Linked DNA regions of Homo sapiens: all the other regions are linked to region 1. The links are chromatin loops, found by intact Hi-C in ENCODE. Cell type or tissue: sigmoid colon. All regions are shown on one strand. Each heading gives the region's core, and the rest is flanking DNA. Links, peaks and the distances in the headings are about the cores only. Region 1 overlaps SRSF8 (serine and arginine rich splicing factor 8). Region 2 holds the start of AMOTL1 (angiomotin like 1). Region 3 overlaps PIWIL4 (piwi like RNA-mediated gene silencing 4).

Region 1 (5,518 bases), core at 333-5,332:
ATAGGGGCCAAGGCGGACAGATCACTTGAGCTCAGGAGTTCAAGACCAGTCTAGGCAACATGGCAAAACCTCATCTCCATAAAAAATACAAAAGTTAGCTGGATGTGGTGGTGTGTGCCTGTAGTCCCAGCTACTTGGGAGGCTGAAGTGAGATGATGACTTGGGCCCAAAAAGTCGAGGCTGCAGTTAGCCAAGATCACACCACTGCACTCCAGCCTGGGCAACAGAGCAAGATTCTGTCTCTCTCTGTCTCTGTCTCTGCCTGTCTCTCTCTCTATATATATAATACATAATTACATTATATATTTATATATTATATATAAGTATACATAATATATATGAAATATAAATAAAATATATTTTAGACTTTATATATATTCTATTTACATAAAATTATATATATGTTATATATTACAGACTATATATCTTTTATATCTTCTATATATATCTACATCTTTATATATGTATATGTATGTGTATACATGTATATATACACATACACAGTATGTATATGTATATGTATATATCTCAATAGAAATAAATAGTGAATCCAGAAGTAAACTTACCCAGTATGGATACTAATATATGGTAGAGGTGGCAGATTGGATAGGAAAGGAGTTTTCAATAAATAGTGCTTTAAAAATTGATATCCAAGTAGGAAAAAAATTATGTTAGATTTTTACCTCACCACATGCACAAAAATCAATTTCAGTTGTGTTAAAGTACTAAATGCTGAAAGACAATACTATACTGAGTATAGGAAATAATATATGAAACTATCTTTACTGCTTCAAATTAGAAAACAAGACATATAAAACACTAACCACAAAATGTTTGAAGAATTTAGCTACATTAGTGTAAAAATAACTCATCAAAAGACATCATAAAGTGAATTAAAAAACAAGCCACAGAATGGGAAAATATATTTATAGGGCATAAAGACAAATAAGATCCAGATACATAGAAAATACCTTTAAATTGTTAAGAAAAGACAGGTGACCCAATAGGAAGGTGGACAAATTATTGAAAAGGCACTTCACAAAGGAGGATATCCAAGTGGCTAAAAAACAAACAAATAAAAAGCTACAACCTTTTGGTAATCAGGGTAAAGAAAATTAAAACCAAATGAAATACCACTATATACCCATCAGATTTGCAAATATTAAAAGGTCTGACGTTAACAAGTGTTAATGAGGATGTGGAGCAAGTAGAATTCTCATCAATTGATGATAATAGTATATATTGGTAGAACTACTTTGGAAAATAGTTGAAAATTATCTAACAAAATTGAATATGTACTTGATCTATAACCCAGAAAATGCACTTTTGGGATTGATACCTGAAATATATATACACGTGTACATCAGGTTTTATGTATAAAAATATTCATTGCTTCCTTATTCAGAATAACTAAAATAGGAAACAACCCAGATGTCCATCAATAGAACAGTAAAAACTGAATTATGATTTATTAATTAGTAAAACACTACACAGCATCAAAAATAAACTCAGCCACATGCAACAATACAGAGAATCTTAAAGACATAGTATTGAGCAAAATAATCAGTACACACAAAATTCCACTTATACAAAGCTCAAAAACAAAATTAAGCAATATTTTTAGAAATGCACTTATAAATGATGACTGACCCACTATCAAGGAAAGTATTTAACATTGCTCTGAAAGTTCTGGAAATTCTTGATTTTCCTTTCTCAATTTCTACACCCATCACCACGCCCAGTCTTCCCCAACTCACTAAACAGCACCGTCATCCATTTAGCATTTCAAGCCAGTGAGAAGTCATCCTTAATTCTGCTTTTTCATTAATTTCCCTACTTCTAATCTATTACGTGTCTTATTAGATCTAAGATCAATATATTTCCTGAATATGTCTATTTATGTCCATTTCCAACACTACCACTGAAGTCTAAGCCATTGTCACCTTTCTTTCTGGATTACTGCAATAGCCTCACAGCTTCCACTCTTGACCACATACACTCCATTCTGCACTCAGCCCTCATAGTGATCATTATAAAGGATAAAATGGTGTGGCCAGTTAGCTCAGTTGGTTAGATCATGGTACTAATAAAATGCAAAACATGTCACATCACTCTTCTTCATGGGTTCATGTCCTCTGTGGGTCAGGTCTTCCACATGTAGAGTAGAGGTAGGGTATGTTCACACCTTCAATGACAACTACACATTTCTGCTCCAACAGGTCCAAAATTGTTCCTAGGTTTCAAAGTTGTTGTTTGTTTGTTTTTTTCCTTTTTCTTTTTTTTTTTTTTTTGAGATGAAGTTTTGCTCTTGTTGCCCCGGCTGGAGTGCAATGGCGTGATCTCGGCTCACCACAACCTCTGTCTCCCGGTTTCAAGCGATTATCCTGCCTCAGCCTCCGAGTAGCTGGGATTATAGGCATGCGCCACCATGCCCAGCTAATTTTTGTATTTTTAGTAGAGACGGGGTTTCACCATGTTGGTCAGGCTGGTCTTGAGCTCCTGACCTCAGGTGATCCACCTGCCTTGGCCTCCCAAAGTGCTGGGATTACAGGCGCGAGCCACCATGCCCGGCCACAGGTTTCAAAGTTTTTAACGTATAAAGAGTTGCTGATTTTAACATCATATTTTGGTCACGTTTAAGATGTTCTACAGATATTTTTGCTTCAAAGCTTCAAACTCCAGCTATGCCTGGGTCTCATTCTATCCCCAGAAATTGACAATGCTTCCCTACCCTTAGGGCTGCCCCGTCCCCGTCCCACTCGGTCCCATTTAATAAATATACCTCACCTCCCTTCGCCACCTGCTGGACGCGAGGGGCTACTACGATGCCATGGGTGTCCTGATTTTTTATTTCTCAGACAGGACTGCTCTGTGTGTGTCTTTGGATTCTACGTAGATTTATATTTGTAAAATATTACATTTGTCATGACCAGAAGAAATGTCATTATCGTAAAATTTAGATTCTGGAGTCTATATATGAAAGCAATACTAACTACTAACTGTTATAACAACAAAATGTGGGATGTATATCTACAGACCACAGCCACCTTGCCAGTTCATTCAAGAATCGAACCCTGGATTTAGCAGTTTCTGCACAAAGGGAATGAAATATTTTTAATTGATAATTCAGTCAAAAATATTAATGAAGATCCATATGATTGAAAGAATAAATTTATTCAATTGGCTCCAATGTAATCCTATTGTCACCAGATCATTGACACCAAATTGTTATTTTTCCCTTTGCTAGTAAAGGTATAAGCAGAAACAATTGCAAAAGAACACATAACATCTAGTAGGGATAATGATGAAAGCCAAAAATGGATTATTTGAAAATAATTTTGGAAGTAAAAAAACCATAGGTGTGAGGAAAAAAGAGAGAAACTACAAATAAACTGCATTGTGATAAAACAATAAAGCACATAGCTAAAAGCCTATTAAGGATTTTTTAAAAATTATATTTTGAGAAACACTTGGTGCTAATAATTTTCTCAAAAGTACAAATATCCAAAAGTCATACAGAAAATAAAACAACCTACTTTCCATCAAAAGTTTCTAATTTTATTCTGAGAAAAGATAACACCAAGAAAACAATTTTAACTACAGAAACAATGGTTAGCGTAAAAAATTAATAATCAAAAAGATAAACCATGTTATAAGTACTTAACAAACTTATAAACTATTTCTTCCATAACATTCTCCATATTTTAAGTTCATACATGTTGATATGATCAGATTTACAATTTTTCAGAAAAGACGGGGGAAAAGGTGTGATTATCGTCAGCTAGATGTGCTCACTGCATGCTCCATTATTTATCTGCAAGGCCTGGGTGACTGGAAGTGCAGTTGACAGGCATTTTAATAAACTGGACAGCCATTTGTTCTTCAGGACAAGGCGTGTTTTCCCCAGGAGCAATCAGAAGAAAACAGGAAGCAGCTCAGCACTCTGCACTGCAACAGGCCACCTTAATAGCTAACCAGCATCACTCAACTGCTACGCAGCCGGGCCTGGTGCACAAAAACACAAAAGAGATTAGACCTGTGTTTGCTAAAACCCCAGTCCTTTCACATGAAAAATCTTTATACAAATTTGGGTCACACTACCTTTTAGACCTGGAGGTAAATAAAATTATCCATATTAATTTACACCACCTTTTGTAGGTTTTTAAGGAATGAAGGCAATGTTGAAGCATGTCTTGACAGCGTTAGGCTGTGTGTAATGGCTGCACACGTTTCCTTAAAAGTCAGGAGGCCACAAATTAGGTTACCAATCTGTTCATTTCAAACCAAAACAGTCATCACTATAGAAATAAAAATAAATTTTTGCCTCAAATATCCAAACCCAATAACGTAATCTTAGGTCGTTCACCTCCTAAGTTACAATAAAATGTGAATAACAACAAAACGGCACATAGAATGAATTTTGCCACCTGATGCAAAGCTTCAAACTGGCAAAAAGGTAGAAAAGTGTGACACAACCTTTTCAATAGGCAGCCTCTTCTTCCAGGGACGTTGCTTCCATAGACTGAGTATGTGATCCTTTTCCCCCAAGTCCTCCATCACGTTGCTTCCTGATGCATCATTTTCTTAAGAGGACATCTGTCCTTCCTCTTCAGGAGACTTGGGGGGCCTCTTGGATCGCGACCTTGACTTGGATTTCCTCTTGGATACCCGGGGAGGACTCCTGGTCATAGATGAAGACCTGGACCGCGAGCGAGACCTGGAGACCGAGGAGGACTTGGATCGTCGCGCAGAGCTCGATTTGGAGGTTGATGCAGAGCGAGAGCTAGTGGAGGACCCAGACTTCGAGTGAGACCGGCTGCTGTGATATCGGCTGTAGCGAGAGTTACTGTAACCAGATGAGCTGTAGTGAGATCCGCCGTAGCGAGATTCCCTGTAGCGAGATCTGCTGTAGGGAGAGCGGCTGTAGCGCGACCGGCTGTAAGGAGATCGGCTGTAGGGAGACCGGCTATAGCGAGAACCCCTATAGCGAGATCGGCTGCGGGACCTGGAGCAGCTGGGACCCCGGGATCGGCTGCGGTGTCGCCGCCTGGGGCTGCGGCTCCGCCGCCCGTAGCTGCGGCTCCGCCGTCCGTAGCCGCCGCCTCTGGACCTGCCGCGTGGCTCTCCCTGGCGGCTGCGGGGCAGGTCCCGGCGGCCATAGCGCGCCACCTGCACCCGCAGCTCGCGTCCGTCCAGCTCCGCCCCGTCCATGGCGGCCTCGGCGTCTTGGGCGTCGCGCCGGTCGTGAAAGCGGACGAAAGCGAAGCCCCGGGGCGCCTTGGTGTGGGGCTCCCGCGGGATGTACACGTCGCCCACGCGCCCGTACTTCTCGAACACGCGCCTCAAGCTGTCGGGAGAGGTGCGGTAGGTCAGGTTGTCCACCTTGAGGGTGATCATGCCGTCCACGTCGGGAGGGGGGCGGCCGCAGCTCATGGCTCCGAGAGCAGCCCGGGCCCGGAAACTGGCGCTGCTCTGGGCGCTGACGGTGCGACCTGCGTTTCTTTCTCGCGGTTGCGCC
Region 2 (5,518 bases), core at 36-5,035, 300 kb after region 1:
AAATAGGAGAAAAATTATTCAAAACACTGCAGAATTTTCTGACCTGAGCTTCCTTATGCATTTAAAATGCAGATAGCCACACACCGCACCCCCCCCCCAACCCCGCCAAAAAGAAAAGAAAATAGAAAAGGTTACTTTGGGGGAATTTTATATATCAGAAATATTAGCAGGTCCTATAAAGTTACTTCTTTTTAATTTATTGGCCTGAAAAATCAAACTTTTACAATTTTCACTAGCAATTCCCATTTCATGTCATTAATTATTTTTTTCAAAAGTCTTTGTTTTATCATTTTCAAAGCATTTTCACAAATTACTATGAAGAAATGCAGCACTGATACCTAGAGGCTATACCTTTCAACAGAACTCTCACCAGCCAGACTGCTCATTTCAATTAGTTCAGCCATCTTTTCCCTAGGCCCTGGGTCCACACTTTTCCTTAGGGGTAGACATCAGAAAAGCTGAGCTCTACCCACAACAGCCTCTAGACTAACTGGCCCAGGGCAGACACTCTCAAGTCTGATCAGCGGAGTGCTTTCCCATAAAATCACTCACATTTCTGCATTCATGTGTTTTTCTTAACGACAGCACTTTAAAATCTCATTTAAACTGAAAATCCTCCATTAGCCTCCGTGAAAAGATGTATTTTTAAATGCTTTGATCTCCACATGCCCTTTGGAAAATTAGTATGCTACATCCTCCATCATCTGCAAAGAACCTGAAAGACCAAGACTTCTGTGCATTTTAAAAAGAAGGGGGAGGGAAAGGGGCGTTACAGGTACAGCACCTTCTCTCCTATCCACCTGCAGGTTTACAAAGGTTTCCTTATTTATCTTGAAAAATGCATCACAGAAAAACAAAAGTGCACTCCAAGAACTAAACATCCTCATCCCTCCCCCCAACCCCCACCACCATCATAAGGAAAAGTAGAGCCTGTATAAAGCCTTCTACCTATGTCCTACCCTTTTCATTCTGGTCGAATCGGTGTTTTCCTTCATTCTAGTCAAATCAGTGCTTTTCCACCCTTTACTAACAGTTCAAAGTATATTAAACTACTGTTCCCACATTATTCTCATAAAGAGCCTTCAAAGTAGATACACACTATAAGGCTCAGAGCACCTTACTAGGAAGTAAATGTCAGTTGCTCTAGATTCTTTAAGACCTTGCAATCTAGAGAGCTCCTTAATCGTTAACCTGGGTCTGACTTCCACAGCTGCCCGGGCCCAGGAGTGGTATGCAGCCAGGGGAAATCTTAGCCAGTTTGGCAGTGACCCATAGGCCAGTTTTGGAAGCAGGGAGCCATGATTGTTTAATATTTCAAGCCTTGACTTTTTGCTTCCCGAAAAGGAAGGAAATTTTCTGGAACTGTAGCTATTAATAGCCCTCTATTCTGGTTTAATTCGTTTATGGTGAGCAGGTTAGCACGTTACTGCTTTGGTTAGCCGAAAGCATCTTCGAGGTATCACAACTGGCTCTCGAGACCACGTACCCCACCACCACCAAGGCCTTCTATAAGCAGTACAAAAACTCAGTTCTCATAACATGCCTCAGGAGAAGAAAATGGGAAACCAAGGCCTCACAGAGAAAGGGAGCTGAGGGACCATGGGGACAAAATGTTGGGTCCAAACCGCATCGTCTCAGGAGGCCGCACGCTCAGGGCCCACCTCTGAAACCCCAGTCCAGGTGATCCACACGCTAGCCCGGCCAAAAGGTATTTGCCACGCGGAGACAGGAAACCAACACCGAAGCCAAAAAGGCAAAAATCTTCGAACAAAAATGGAAAAGGAAAGTCTTCCTAGTCATCAGTAAAGATAGGAAGAGTAGGGTGGGCGAGGCGCGGGAGCTTTGCGCAGATACCCGGGATTCTCGGCCTGGGGCTCTGAGGGGGGAAACTTGGACACGTCGCCGCGAGCGCAGTCCAGGTAGCGGAGGCCCTAGAGGTGCGCGCCAGGGCTCGTCTGCTCTGCCGCCGCGTCCTCCAGCCCGGCCGCCTATGGGGCACGCTCGGTCCCTGTCCCGGCACTAGGCCACCGTTCCGCTCGGCTGTCATCGGCCAACGTACCACTCTCCCTCCTGCCACAAATGTCACATTCCAAGAAAAAACAGTTCCATTTGGAAAGTTTAAATTTTCTCCCCGCGAAAGCAGATTATTGTAAAGGCAGCCCTAACAGGCAAGCGGGAGCTGGATGTAACTCTCCAGTTTGTCAAAGAAACTTGTCTGGGGAGAGAACAAAGAAGGAGCAGCAGCTAACGCGATCCGAGCGTCTGGGGCTGGGGTGCGACCCTTTCGTCGCCCCCACCCGCCAGAGCCGGGTCTGGCCGGCGGGCAGAAAGGGTCCAGTCCACAGCGCCAGAGCCCGTCGGGCGGGCCGGTGCGCGCGCCTTTGTCTCGCGCCGGGGAAAGCTGCACCGGACACCCCCTTCCGTCCCCTCCCTCGCCGCGAGACCCGCGCGCGGGCGCGGGCGCGCCTCGGAGTGTCTGGCCATATGGCTGCGCCCCTCAGGAAAGGCCAGCCCCGCGTCGGGCGCGCAGCACCCCGGGGCCCAAACCCCGGGGCCACAACTTCAGTCAACGTGGGTCGCGGGGCGGCAAGACGCTGAGGCCCGGCCCGCAGGCAACTGGACCTGGAGCGGGGCAAGGGAACCCGCTTAAAAACAACAATCTGGGATCTCAGCCCCGGGCCCCCAGAAGCTGCCCCCTTCCGTGAGCAGCAGGGGCCCGGGGAGCCCGGGGCGACTGGGTTCTTCGCGTGGGAGACTCGGAGACGCCCTCCCGGCACCTCGAGTGGGGGCTGGTTACCTTTCACCGCAGGCTCACAAGTTCCCCGGCGCAACTTTGCCCTCCACATGAGGCGATCATGGCTAGTTCAGTCCCTCGGCTGGGGAAGACGGCTGCCGGGCAGCGCGGGGAAGTGGCGCCGGACAATCAACCCCATTCACACAGGGCTTCACCTCCAGCCCCAAACCCGACAACCGCTGCTGGGTCCTAGAGCTTCTCGCGCGCTCCCGCCGCCGTCCGCGCTCCCCGCTCCCCGCGCGCGGGCCGGGGAGGGTCGCCCGGGCTCGTCACTAGAACCCTACACTCCACCCCCGCCGTGGCGCCCGGCCGCTGGGCCCTAGAGCCCGTCTGCAGACACCCGCCGCCCCTCCCCGGGCCGCGAGACTGCCAGGCTGAAATTGCCCAGAGCTCAAGCTGACGTGTCTCCCTGAGACTTAGGAGGGCGACAGCATCCCTTCCTTTGTCCCCTGCCGGGTTTTGATTAATTTCAGACTCACCAGTTCTCCCTCCACTTTGTCTTCCTTCCCCACCAGCCCAATGCCGGCCAAAATTCTGTTTCCGGATCTGCCCAAAAGTCTAGATTTGCTTAGGTTGGTTTTTTTTCTTCTTAAGTGGAATTTCCAGGTAGAAAGTGGCCACACTTTTCTCAGCATTCCCCAGGCCCCAGTGCTTCCATCACGCACTTGAGATTGGGCGATAAGCTGCTACTATGTGCTCCGTTGACAAACAGAAGGGCCAAAACAGACCTGACAGCCTCGGATATTAAATGTGTTCGCAGAACCGTACATCCTCTGGCCATAAATCCCCAGGCTGTTATCTGCCTGAGTAGAGGTAAAGAAAGTAAGCGACTCTGGGAAAATGTTGCCCCACCTCTTAAAATCAGGCTGTGCTGAGAACTACTCATCCACCTCATTATATTGGTTTATACTGGCGGCTCTCTGGAGCCCTAATCTGGGGTGCCCGAGCCTGCCCCATAGCACTTCTGCCTGGCTTTTTCCGGGCAGCTCTACTGCTTGGAGAAGAGAAAGCTAGGTAACTGTACAGTTGCTGCCCAGGATGTTAGTGGGAGAGTTAGCGCACACCAAGCCTCTCTTATCTGGTGCTCCCTGCCTCTGTTTACCTGCTATCTAGGTCCGGCCTTCAGGGACTCCTCCCTGGATTGTGGCAGTTCCCTAACTAGACTGCCAGCAGTTTTACCTCTCATCAGTTCTGGTGGGTTGCATGTCCTGATTCTGATTCCCCTGATGGGCCCTCCTACTGAGTAAACTCTGCTCTCAAGATAAAGCCCAAATGTAATCATTTAACAATTATTTATGAAATGCCTACTCCATTTAAAGTCATCTACCCTGGTACACACAAAAGAAACTTAGCACACAAAAGAAACTTAGAGCAGCTGACCAGCCCTTCAAGGATCTGTTATCTGTCTAAGAAGACAAGATGTGTGAACAGAAAACAGGCAAGCAACAAAGCAGGAGATCCAAGTACTGCAGATGCCTGGGAAGGGCGGAGAGAGGCACTGACTACACAGAAGGAAAAGCCTGGGAGGGTGGTGGAGTTCAGACACAGCAGAAAGAGGAAAAGGCAGCACTGGGCAAGCAGAGGCAAAAGCCAAGAGGGAGATGACAAGGTCTGGGTGCTTGGGAAGAAGGCATAGAGGAAAGCGTTTTTACCAGAAACGAGGAGAAAACAAGGGAAGGCAGAATAACAACGTCACAAAAATGTAGGCCTGGAAAGAATCTAAGAAAGTGTCAACTAAACCTTTCACTTGCCGGATGAAGAAGCTCAGGCATAGCTGTTGAATGACTTGTCCAATGTTACAGAACAAGTTTAGTAGCAAAGCCAGGTATAGAAACAACCTCTGCCTCAATGTGCCTTGTATTACACATTGTGAACCCTGAATCGCAAATTAGGAGCTGAAGTGGTTATCTTATGGACAGTGAAGGGACCACTGATTCACCTAACATTTGCGCGAATTTAATACAAATTGGGGAAGAAGTGATGGATAGAAAAAGAAGAAAGGAAACTAATCTTTACTAATTGCCCACTCCTAGATACCATCCTATAGTCTAGGAAGCAGCAAAATTTCCAAGTTACAACCATCAAGTTTAGAACAAAACAGGCATGAGCTGAGTTGCAGCTCCACCATTCAGTATCTGTGTGACGCTGAGCAAGTTGCCTAACTTCTCTAAACCTCAGTATCCTTTTTGGCAAGATGAAGAAAATAGCATCTCACAGAGTGGTTGTGAAGACTGAATAAAATAACAAATGTAAAATACTCAGCACAATGCATGTAGTATTCAATATACATTTGCTATTATTATTTCAAGAGACTATCTAGGATAGTTGCAGGAAGCAATGATAGGTGAGGTTGACAGAGGTGATAAAAAGGAAATGAGAGATACCATATCTTTGGAGATACCAGATGTCATAAAGAAAGGTATCAAATCTTTGAAGCAAGATTTTATTCTTCTCATTGACTCGTTGTTTATCCTGGGGAAAAGGACAAAGTAATCAAGTTAACCTAGGCTTTGAGCCCAGTCATAGGAAGAATAGATCTTGCAGTCTTAGAAGAATGGATCATTAGACCAATGACAGATGAAGCACAGTTGAGAAGAGGAAACGGTTTGAGAAAGATGCTGAGTGACTTACTATCCTCTGGGCAAGAGGAAACAAGGAACAAGGGACTGGGTGAGAAGTGGAGGACAGAGGTGTAGAGAAAAGGAGAGATGAAGCTTTGAAGAT
Region 3 (5,428 bases), core at 429-5,428, 450 kb after region 1:
CAACGTAGAGCTCAGGCCATGGCTTCAGGGAGTGCAAGCCTCAAGCCTTGGCAGCTTTCACGTGGTATTGAGCCTGTGAGTGCATAGAAGTCAAAAATTGAGGTTTGGGAACCTCTGCCTAGATTTCAGAAGTTGTATTGAAATGCCTGGATGCCCAGGCAGAAGTTGTATGCAGGGCTAAGGCTCTCAGAGAACCTCTGCTAGGGCAGTGCAGAAGGAAAATGTGGGATTGGAGCCCCGACACAGAGTCCCTACTGGGGCACTGCCTAGTGGAGCTGTGAGAAGAGGACCACTATCCTATCCTCCAGACCCTAGAATTGTAGATCCACCACAGCTTGCACTGTGCACCTGGAAAAGCTGCATACAATGCCAGCCTGTGCAAGCAACAGGAGGGGGGCTTTACCCTGCAAAGCCACAGGGGTGGAGCTGCTGAAGACTGTGGGAACCTACCTCTTGCATCAACATGACCTGGATGTGAGACATGGAGTCAAAGGAGATCATTTTGGAGCTTTAAGATCTGACTGCCCCACTGGATTTCTGGACTGGCATGGGGCCTGTAGCCCCTTTGTTTTGGCCAATTTCTCCCATTTGGAAAGGCTGTATTTATCCAATGCCTGTATCCCCATTGTATCTAGGAAGTAACTAACTTGCCTTTGATTTTACTGGCTCATAGGCGGAAGGGACTTGCCTTGTCTTGTATGACACTTTGGACTGAGGACTTTTGAGTTAATGCTGAATTGAGTTGAGACTTTGGGGAACTGTTGGGAGGGCACGATTGGTTTTGAAATGTGAAGATATCAAATTTGGGAGGGGCCAGGGGCGGAATGATATGGTTTGGCTGTGTTCCCACCCAAATCTTATCTTGAATTCCCACATGTTGTGGGAGGTACCCAATAGAAGGTAATTGAATCATGGGAGCAAGTCTTTCCCATGCTGTTCTTGTGACAGTGAAAAAGTCTCATGAGATCTGATGGTTTTAAAAAGAGGGGTTCCCCTGCACAAGCTCTCTCTTTGCCTGCTGCCATCCATGTAAGGTGACATGCTTCTCCTTGCCTTCCACCATGATTGTGAGGCTTCCCCAGCCACGTGGAACTGTAAGTCCAATTAAACCTCTTTTCTATAAATTGCCCAGTCTCAGGTATGTCTTTATCAGCAGTGTGAAAACGGACTAATACACCTAGTATTTAAAAAGTTATGATATCTCTAGGTAAAAGGTTTTTAAAAATGTTTTATGTTGTGGTTGACAAAGTGCTTAAGATTAAAAATAGACTTATTTTTATTAAAAGGTAAAGAGTCATTTAATAGGGAAGAAAGTTGTGTCAGTTTGGGTCCCTTAAGAAGCACACACCAAGACAGAATTAAGCATTCAGAAGATTTACTGGGAGAAACACCTGTGAAGAATACTGGTGAGAGGAAGTAGGAGTGACTAGGGAGGGCCTTAAGACCTCAGTGCTAATCTGAAATACATGAAACGGAGTGGGAAGGAAAGAGGATCAGTAGAAAAAGCTCAAAACTTTAGTGCAGTTCTTAGAAAACCTTGGTCAAGACAAAGTGGGTTCCCCTACTGTGTTAAGTCTATTCTCACACTGCTGTAAAGAACTACCTGAGACTGGGTAATTTATGAAGAAAAAGAAAAGAGATTTAATTGACTCACAGTTCCACAGGCTGTGCAGGAGGCATGGCTGGGGAGGCCTCAAAAAACTTACAATCATGGCAGAAGGCCAAAAAGGGAGCAAGGACATCTTCACATGGCAGCAGGAGAGAGAGAGAGAGAGAAGGGGGAAGTGCTACACATTTTCAAACAACGAGATATGGTAAGAACTCACTCACTATCATGAAAACAGCAAGGGGGCAATCCACCCTCACGGTTTAATCACCTCTCACCAGGCCACTCCTCCAACACATGGGGATTACAATTCAACATAAGCTTTGGGTGGGGACACAGAGCTAAACACAGCATATTACCTATCAGAGACTAATAGTGGAGTCCCATGTTGGGCAGAAACAACCCAGATCTATTACCTCTCCTGTGCTCAGTAATGGGCTAGAATCAGTCTGGGGAGGGTATGGTCTCATCACCCCTGTGGTGGATCCTGAAGCTGTAGCATTTAGAGGCTGTCAGCCAACTATGCTCCTTGCAGAAGGTTCTTTTAAAGGATAATCTGATGGGCCACTCCATGGTGGCCACAGAAATGTATTTAAAGTATACTTTCTTCCAGAGTCTCTCCCTCAGTTCTCAAAATAAAAGAAAAACTACAAAATCCTTTCTATAAAATAGGAACTGGTAGATTGTTTATTTCTAGAGACAATATTAAGCTTTCCCTTAAGTAGAATTGTAGAATTCAGAATCTAGTACAGTGCCTGGCACATAATAGAAACCCATAACTATTTGTTAACTAAATTGTGCCATTTGATTCATTTCCTCTCCTCAGGTCTAATAAGATGATACCCTTTATTAAGGCCAGATACTTCAGATTTGACATTTCTAATCCTTACAATAACTCTACAATGCAGACATTGTTAGACATTTTTACAAGTAGATACACTGAGGCTCAGAGAGGTTAAGTAACTTGCCCAATGTCACACGACTATAAGTGGTGGTTCTAGGATTCAAATCCAGTGCTGCTCTGAAGCCTGGCACAGGCTCCCTTTCCTCTTTGTCCTTGGTAGCCTAAGGAAAACTAATTAATGCATGTGAGAGGTGGCAATCACATAACGTGAAGCTGAAATAGGTCTCATATATTATCTAAACCAGTATTCCTCAGCCCTGGCTGAACATCAGAACCATTTCGAGAACTTTTAAAATATTCGGATGATCAGGCCCCATCTCAGACCATTTAAATCACTATTTTGAGAGGTAGACCCAGGCATCTCTATTTTTTTGTTCTAAAGCTTTTAAACATGGGAACTTCTAATCTTCTCAAGATTAGGCACCACTGGTCTTGTCCAAGCCCTCTCATATTACAGATTGGGTAACTGAGTCCCAGAAAGTGAAGTTATCACATCTGACAACCAAACGTGCTGGAACCAGAGCTCATATGAAGATTTCTTAGTCCCATGTTGCCCTCTAGGAGTTTACCTGAAATTGTTTGTTGAAGCCTATGACACTGCCATGATGAAGGACTCTATTCACACAGCAGTCCTTGTGTGCCCTCTGGTGGGTTAAAGGGGTAAGAAGTCATTTCCTGGGGCAGTACTTAAAAGGGTGGGTGGGCGCTCTGCAGAAGGTTGTATTGCCTAATCAAAATGTTTCGTGTGGATTTATACAAGCTGGCTGGTTAGGTAGTGGGGATTTATATCACCGTTCTACTTTGAAGGAAGAAAACAACAAGATAAACAAAAACAAAACCCACCACCTTGAATTGGATCAGTGCCTTGTCTCCAAAGACTTGCTATATAATGCCATCTTTTTTTTTTTTTTTTTTTTTTCTGAGACAGAGTTTTGCTCTGTCGTCCCAGGCTAGAGTGCAGTGGTGCAATCTCGGCTCACTGCAAGCTCTGCCTCCCGGGTTCACGCCATTCTCCTGCCTCAGCCTCCCGAGTAGCTGGGACTACAGGTGCCCGCCATATAATGCCATCTTTAAATCCCATAAGGCACTACCTCACATTAGTGCTCTGGGAGAAATTTTTTAAATCTTAGAGTATCTTTTATCAAGGGTGTAGACTCTTTTGGTTCATCTTACAGGTTTTGCAAACAAACCTGAGGACAAATTCTAGCTCCACAATTTATTAATCTCATAAACTTCAGTGAGTCACGTGGTATCTTTAATCCCCAGCTTTACCATCTGAAATGGTCATTATAACCTAATTTATACAGTTCTTGTGGAGATTAAATGTGTATATGTAGGCATGGCACTGGCCCTGAAACTTATTAAGTCCCCTCCACCCTCATGCTTCACAAAATGGTTATCCTATTATTGGTAGACCCCTGTTGGGTGCATTTCTACTATGTCTGGACAAAACTCTCAAATAGGAAAAGAATATTTTCAGTGCAAAGTGATGTAACCTGTGCATTGGCATCCCTCCTGTGGCCTGCTTCCCTTGTCCCCAGAGAGCACTTGCCACTCTCCTGCCACCCTTTGTTGCAGACTTCCACAGACCTTCCCGTGGTAAGCAGAATTTGAACTCTGATCTATCCCTCATCAAAATATCTTTTGCATGTAGCTGTATTCTCATTCCTGGGGCATTCCAACATGAAAAGGTTGAGAAGATGAGGAAAAGCCACAAAAGGAGACAGCATGAGTGATCAATATGCAGTAGGAGAGAAATCAGGAGAGTGTTATTCTACAGGCCAAATAAAGAATGTCTCAGAGGGAGGAAATGATTGACTGGGTCAAGCAAGACAAGGACCAAGAGGTGACCATTGGATTTAGCAAAGTGGAGGTTATTGGTGGTGTTGACTAAGGCAAGTTTGCTGTAGTGGTTGTGGTGAAATTGTGATTGGAATACAGAATTGGATACATCAAGCACAGACTCTTCTTTTGCGATGTTTTTCCTGTAAAGAAGTGCCAGGCAATGGGGTGGAAGCTAGAGGAAATGGCTTTTTAAGATGAGAGAAATAACAGCATATTTATAATGCCAGTGAGAATGAGCCAGTAGTGAGAGAGAAAACTGATGATGCAGAAAGGAGAAGGGAGAACTGCTAGAGCAGCATCCTTCACAGGTCAGAGGGATTGAGATTTAGTACAGAGGTGGAGCGCCTTATAGGAACAGACATGCTGCACTCATAATAAAGGGAAGGGCAGGCAGAGTCTATGGGTACAGATGCCGTTAGGTGAAGGTAGAGATAACGAGAGGTTTGCAAAAGTTCTCTTCTGATAGCTTCCTTTTTATCAGTAAATAGGAAGCAAGGTCATCACTGGGAGAAGCTGCTATTAAGTGAAATAAAGTCCCATCAAGAGAGCAAGTGATCAGCTCAGTTTCCGAAATAGAACTCAAAGATTAATGGTGATGTGCTCTAGTGGGTAAGAGGTTTTGCTGAAAATACTTCAATTATGAGGTTCACATGTAATATCAACGTAAAATTCAAATAACAATAAACACATGATGTTCTGAACTTTATTTTCAACTATTTAAACCACTCTACAAAATGCTCTACAACATTAAGAAAACCTCAGCAAAATTTGGGGTGGGAATTAGACTCTGTTTATCTGTCATCAAAATATCACGCAAACACTTATTTTAAGTGTTTAACTTAAGATATTTAACTCTGTGGAATTCTTTGTAGATGATGGTATATTTAAATTCCACATATGACAATGAAAATTTACCCCAAGCATACAACTCTTTAAAACAAAATAACACACATTTTTTAAAACTGTTTCAGATTAAGTTGTTTTGCTTTTTTTCCTAGACATGAAAACTAAGCTCAATCTTTTTCCCCAGTCACAGCCTTGAGCTTATGGCAGATTTGCACAAAGTATACCAA

The links. A loop is a pair of places that touch in the nucleus more often than their neighbours do. Peaks named below come from ENCODE experiments on the same cell type or tissue, not always from the same donor. Only the 100,000 strongest peaks of a DNase experiment are listed, where the experiment ranks them.
Region 2: it touches region 1 in a loop (4-fold over the local background); 6 of 110 quality-filtered maps call a loop at or near these places.
Region 3: it touches region 1 in a loop (3-fold over the local background); 22 of 110 quality-filtered maps call a loop at or near these places.

The regions. Positions count from the first base shown.
Region 1 is chr11:95,067,142-95,072,659 of GRCh38, reverse strand. SRSF8 (serine and arginine rich splicing factor 8) reads right to left here. Exons shown (of 1, transcript NM_032102.4): 1 at 1,435-5,518. The coding sequence starts at 5,433. The coding sequence ends at 4,585. Among named protein-coding and RNA genes, the nearest start is that of SRSF8, 3.0 kb to the right of the region's middle. RefSeq lists a silencer at 2,767-2,826 and enhancers at 3,999-4,058, 4,069-4,248, 4,556-4,665, 5,246-5,435, 5,160-5,518. In sigmoid colon, for the core only: CTCF peaks have their summits at 2,618 and 2,817 (motif pointing left); DNase peaks (open chromatin) are centred at 2,779, 3,939 and 4,849; H3K4me3 peaks cover 2,717 bases; H3K27ac peaks cover 1,619 bases.
Region 2 is chr11:94,765,840-94,771,357 of GRCh38, reverse strand. It overlaps AMOTL1 (angiomotin like 1), which reads right to left and starts at 3,002. Exons shown (of 13, transcript NM_130847.3): 1 at 2,798-3,002. The coding sequence starts at 2,846. In sigmoid colon, for the core only: no CTCF peak of the experiment used is centred there; DNase peaks (open chromatin) are centred at 1,947, 2,387, 3,097 and 4,287; H3K4me3 peaks cover 4,300 bases; H3K27ac peaks cover 2,397 bases.
Region 3 is chr11:94,621,038-94,626,465 of GRCh38, reverse strand. PIWIL4 (piwi like RNA-mediated gene silencing 4) reads right to left here. Exons shown (of 20, transcript NM_152431.3): 20 at 5,045-5,428. All of the region lies in intron 4 of PIWIL4-AS1 (PIWIL4 antisense RNA 1), which reads left to right. Among named protein-coding and RNA genes, the nearest start is that of LINC02700, 14 kb to the left of the region's middle. In sigmoid colon, for the core only: a CTCF peak has its summit at 3,151 (motif pointing left); a DNase peak (open chromatin) is centred at 3,159.